Linked DNA regions of Homo sapiens: region 1 is linked to region 2. Evidence: chromatin contacts called from ENCODE Hi-C or POLR2A ChIA-PET data. All regions are on one chromosome and are shown on one strand. The core of a region is the stretch at or near the end of the contact, and the rest is flanking DNA. Distances in the headings are between cores, read along the strand shown. Region 1 holds the start of TMEM184A (transmembrane protein 184A). Region 2 has its middle 32 kb from the start of ZFAND2A-DT.

Region 1 (2,763 bases), core at 49-2,548, 360 kb after region 2:
CCCCTTCCCCTTTCCAGCTATGTGAGCCTGGGAAAGACCTCTGGTCTCTCTGAGACTCAGTCTTCTTGTCTGTGAAATGGGACCACACTGCAGACCTCAGTGAGCCGAGTGACGAGCCTGTGAAATAGCCAGGGGTGCCCGGTGGGCGCTCTGCCCTCAGCCTGGCAGAGATCTCCCCATTTTCAGGCCCAGCTCCCACATGCCACATCCTGGGGAAGCTCATCCCCTCCCCCGTGCCCTGGCCGATCCCACTTCTGACAGCGTCTATAGCAGCGGCACCCAGGGGGACCGGGCTGAGCCACGGCCACGTCCTGTGGAGACCAAGGTCCTGAAGGAGGCTCGGGGGCGGAAGGGCTTACCTGGTGGCAGGTGAGCACCAGGGCAGTCCACACGAAGATCCCCGAGACGCCTCGGGCCAGTGCGGAGGTGAGGAAGAGCCAGGGGGCCCCCTGGGAGCTGTTCCCCATGTGGTCCATCTGCGGCCCAGCTGGCACAGCCGGTGGGGGGCTGGGCTGCGGCCAGTTCGCTGACACCAGGGGGACGCCGGCTGTCTCCAGGATCCCTGAGACATTACTCATCTGCAGAGGGAGGGAGGACACACACCGGGAGGAGTGAGGGCAAAGGTACTGGCTCCCGGCAGCAGGAAGCAGCGGGGGAGGGAGGAGACAGTGAGACGGGAGCTGAGGCTGAGCCACCCACCAGGCCGCACCCCCCACACGGACACCAGCGCCAGGCCCGGCTCCCTCCCTGCTCCGAGCTCAGCCATCGAAGCTCACCCATCAACCACCTGCGACCTGAGGGTCCCACCTCAATTCCCCCTTGTAAAACCAGCTTCCAACTCCGAGTCTCAGGCTTGCAGGGAGCCTGCTTCTTAGGGGACAAAGACCGTCTTCCAGTGGGGCAGAAGAGGGGGAACCCCTGCCGCCCTGCCTGCCCGGGAGGGCTGGGGAGCGGGCGCAGACCAGCACTGCCTGCCCCGGCAGGAGGGGGTGTGCAGCCACCCTCATGGGAGGAGCCGGCCCTCACTGGCTCTGGGACCTGTCCACCCACCTGGGAGCCCGGCTTTGCTGGGGTTCTTGGCAGCCCTGGGTGCCTGTTCCATCTCCCACTAACCTGCTGGGGCCCTGAGTCCACCCTCTCCCACACTCGCAGCCCAGTCCAGCCTCCTCCTCTCCCTCTGGTCTGCGGTCACAGGGCCCAGCTCTACCTTTGCTGGCAGGAAGCACCTGGCCCAGTCCAGGGAGGCCTGGCCTCCAGGGAAGCCTAGCTGGTCATTCTCATGGCCACGTGGCCCCAACTGGAGGCCCCACTGTGGGTGCGGCAAGGCCAGGATCTGAAGGGCTGTGCCAGGCTGGGGCGGGGCGGCCAGTGCCTCACGTCCCCAGTGGCCCACCTGGGCCCCAGGCTGCAGGCCCGTCCCCTCCTGTCCCCTCCCACGGCTGACACCCTATCCTCCCGGTTGTTTGCTGGGTGGCAGCTGGCTCCCAGGAACCTGCTGGCCGCCTGGCGCCCTCACCTGCCTATGCCAGACGGCCAGGCAGCTGCCACCTGGTGGGGACACGTGGGAGAGGTCTGCGGCAGGCCAAGGAGGGCCGGGCTGCAGGAGGAGGGGTGGAGAGCTAATGGTACAGGGTTTCTCTGGGGGGTGACAGGAGTCCTGAAATGAGGTAGAGGCGGCAGGCACACAGCACTGTGGATATACTTACCGCCACCGAATCGTTCACTTAAACCTGGGTAAATTGATGTTATGTGAATTTCATCTGAATTAAAAAAAAAATCCACGCCCCAAGAGATGAGTTGAAAACATTTGTTTTCTGGGCCGGGCGTGGTGGCTCACGCCTGTCATCCCCACACTTTGGGAGGCCAAGGTGGGTGGATCACTTGAGGTCAGGAGTTCGAGACCAGCCTGGCCAACATGGTGAAACGCCGTCTCTACGAAATACGCAAAAATTAGCTAGGTGTGGCAGCGTGCACCTGTAATTCCAGATACTCAAGAGGCTGAGACAGGAGAATCGCTTGAACTCAGAAGGCGGAGGTTGCAGTAAGCTGAGATCACACCACTGCACTCCAGCCTGGGGACAGAGGGAGACTCTGTGTCCAAAAAAAAAAAAAAAAAAAAAAGGAAATATTTCTGGTTTTTGTGGATCAAGGCAGGAGAGGGGGAGTGACAGCCCAGTCCCTGGACCCTTTGGGGTCTGGCAAGGGGTTGCGGGGCCCTGAGGGTCCCTGTCACCCCCATGCAGAGGCCCCTGTGGAGAAAAAACTCACTCACCCCGGCTCCTGGGAGAGGGATGTGGGCCCTCAGCCCACCTCTTGTCCTGTTCTGGTTACGCTTGGGCTCATGCCGCTGGGGCCACCATTACCAAGTCCCGCTCCATGCCCGCAACGGATCCACACACTCCTTGTCCTTCATATCTCCTACCCTCCCACAGCCCTGAGCAACAGGGCTCAAGGGGTTGAGGCTGGAATGACTGGAGCCACTGTTCCCCTTTTATTTTTAATTAATTTATTTTTTGAGACGGAGCCTCGCTCTGTCGCCAGGCTGGAGTACAATGGCGCGATCTCGGCTCACTGCAACCTCCGCCTCCTGGGTTCAAGTGATTCTCCTGCCTCAGCCTCCCGAGTAGCTGGGATTACAGGCGCCCACCACCACACCTAGCTAATTTTTGTATTTTTAGTAAAGACGGGGTTTCACCACGTTGGCCAGGCTGGGCTTGAACTCCTGACCTCAGGTGATCTGCCCGCCTCAGCCTCCCAAAGTGC
Region 2 (2,700 bases), core at 152-2,651:
CACGCCACGGCACTCCAGCCTGGGCGACAGAGCGAGACTCCATCCCAAAAAAAAAAAAAAAAAATCAGAAGTGTATTTCAAGGAAGGGTCAACTTTAGTCCCAGACAAAATTGGGACACAGCCTCCTGCCTTCCTTCCCCCTTGGGCAGCAGCTGCTGTGAGCACCCAGCTGCTCCCTGGAACTTGGACAAAGCGCGTTTGGAACAGAGCTCCAGAGCCGCCTCCTGCAGCCGCCCCGGCCAACACCCAGGAGACTCAGATGTCTTGTTTCCTTCCTAACCCCCAATTCCATCCATCACTGCGTCCTGTTGACCAGGGGTCCCCAACCCCCGCGCCATAGACTGGCACCCATCCATGGCCTGTTAGGAACGGGGCAGCACACCAGGTGAGCAGCGGGTGAGCAGTGGGCAAAGCTTCATCTGTATTTTTTTTTTTTTTGAGACAGAGTCTCACTCTTGTTGCCCAGGCTGGAGTGCAGTGGAACAATCTTGGCTCACTGCAACCTCCACCTCCAGGGTTCAAGCAATTCTCCTGCCTCGGCCTCCTGGGTAGCTGGGATTAAAGGTGAGCACCACCATGTCCGGCTAATTTTTGTAGTTTTAGTAGAGATGGGGTTTCTCCATGATGTCCAGGCTGGTCTCAAACTCCCGACCTCAGGTGATCCACCCACCTCAGCCTCCCAAAGTACTAGGATTACAGGCGTGAGCCGCCACAGCCAGCCCCTTCATCTGTATTAACAGCTGCTCCCATTGCCGACGTTACCGCCTGAGCTCCACCTTGTCAGATCAGTAGCGGAGTTCGATTCTCACAGGATCGTGAACCCCATTGTGAACTGTGCATGCGAGGGGTTAGGTTTCACACTCCTTATGAGAATCTAATGCCTGATGATCTGTCATTGTCTCCCATCACCCACAGATGGGACCGTCTAGTTGCAGGAAAAGAAGCTCAGGGCTCCCACTGATTCTACACGATGGCGAGTCGTAGAATTATTTCATTCTATATCACAGTGTAATAACAGTAGAAGTAAAGTGCAACATAAATCGAATGTGCTTGAATCCTCCCGAAACCATCCCCTGCCCCCACTGTCCGTGGAAAAATTGTCTTCCACAAAACTGGTCCCTAGTCTCAGAAAGGTTGGGGCTCCCTGCTATTGATGACCCCCAGGCATCTCCCCAGCCTGCCTGCAGCTCCCTGTCCCTCTCACCGCAGCCGCCCTGGTCCAGGCCGCGTCCTCTCTCCCCAGCCAACCTGCCTGCTGCTGTACCCCATCCGTCTCACTGCAGCCATCCTGGTCCAGGCCGCGTCCTCCTCCCTAGGACAGCTGTGATGCTTCCCAGCTGGACTTCCTGCTTCTGCCTTTACCCTATAACATCCTTCTTTAACACAACGGCCAGAATGATTTCCTTCAAAAACAGCAATACGATGATGTCATTTGGCCGTTTAAAACTTCCTGTGGCTTCACGTTAGTCAGAGTCTAAACAGGAAAACAGAGCCGCCTTCAGGTTGTGTAACCAAAAGGGAGTTGAAGGTGGGGAGTCGTTTACTAGCTTGGGGCAATCTACACGCAACCTGGGGACATGGGGAGCACCAGCAGGGACCCTCAGTCACCTGCAGAGTGGGGAGGCACCAGAACAAATGGAACCGAGGCCACAGGTGTGCAGGCCCGCACCCGAAACCCCAACACTGTGGGAGGCCAAGGTGAGAGGATCGTTTGAGGCCAGGAGTTCGAGACCAGCCTGGCCAACAGAGAGAGACCCCATGTCTATAAAATATTTAAAAATTAGCTGGGCGTGTTGGCTCATGCCTGTAGTCCCAGCTACCCAGGAGGCTGAGGTGGAAGGATTACCTGAACTCCAGAGGTTGAGGCTGCAGTGAGCTATTAATACAATTGCACAACTGCCCTCCAGCCTGGGCAACACAGAGCAAGACCCTGTCACCCACCCCCCACCAACAAAAAATCAAAAAGCAAAAAACAAAAATGAGCTGAGTGTGGTGGCTTAAGCCTGTAATTCCAGCACTTTGGGAGGCCAAGGCATGAGGATCACTTGAGCTCAGGAGCTTGAGACCAGCCTGGCCAACATGGTGAAACCCCATCTCAACTAAAAAAAATACAAAATTAGCTGGGCATGATGGTGGGCGCCTGTAATCCCAGCTACATGGGAGGCTGAGGTAGGAGAATTGCTTGAACCCGGGAGGCGGAGGTTGCAGTGAGCCAAGATCGCACCACTGTATAATTTAAAAAAAAAAAATTGAAAAAGTAGCCAGGCGTAGTGGCAGGTGCCTGTAATCCCAGCTACTCAGGAGGCTGAGGCAGGAGAATCATTTGAACCTGGGAGGCGGAGGTTGCAGTGACCTGAGATTGCGCCACTGCACTCCAGCCTGGGCGATGAAGCAGAAAACAAAAAACAAAAAACAAAAAAACCGAGGCCACCGTAGCTCCAGTGCCTGGAGCAGGGCCTGCGTTGAGGCCGTGGTGGATGTCGGAGGGTGGGTGAATGAATGAACAGTGAGTTCACTCCACATTGGGTGCCTCAGTCCAGCCGTCCCCGTACACCCGAGGGGCCCCACGCAGCCACACCTGGCTTTTCTCAGGCAGTGGCTCTTCCCACCTGGGTCTCCGTCCTAGGGGTCTGTCGCCCTGATGTCAGGGAGCGGGCGCAGCTCTCAGACGCGCTGGTGTTGTCTCCTAACTCTGCCGCT

Evidence for each region. Hi-C counts contacts between places; a loop is a spot of excess contacts on that map. ChIA-PET counts read pairs that join two places held with the same protein, here RNA polymerase II (POLR2A). Pooled maps may share reads with other maps.
Region 1: a loop to region 2 is called in a pooled map of heart left ventricle, with 15 times the contacts of the local background. The contact joins the promoter of TMEM184A here to the enhancer-like site in region 2. A Hi-C loop is called at or near these places in 9 of 50 pooled maps. POLR2A ChIA-PET finds 5 or more read pairs at or near these places in 3 of 52 experiments (AG04450, WTC11 and activated T-cell).

The regions. Positions count from the first base shown.
Region 1 is chr7:1,554,907-1,557,669 of GRCh38, forward strand. TMEM184A (transmembrane protein 184A) reads right to left here and starts at 1,299. Exons shown (of 9, transcript NM_001097620.2): 1 at 1,208-1,299; 2 at 360-578. The coding sequence starts at 578. RefSeq lists silencers at 1-7, 1,375-1,444, 1,485-1,574 and enhancers at 117-917, 487-781, 918-1,717.
Region 2 is chr7:1,191,015-1,193,714 of GRCh38, forward strand. No RefSeq gene overlaps it. Among named protein-coding and RNA genes, the nearest start is that of ZFAND2A-DT, 32 kb to the left of the region's middle. RefSeq lists an enhancer at 2,309-2,700. Within about 2 kb of position 1,402, at least 3 of the 41 ENCODE cell types and tissues checked have a DNase peak (open chromatin) inside an H3K27ac peak, as active enhancers do.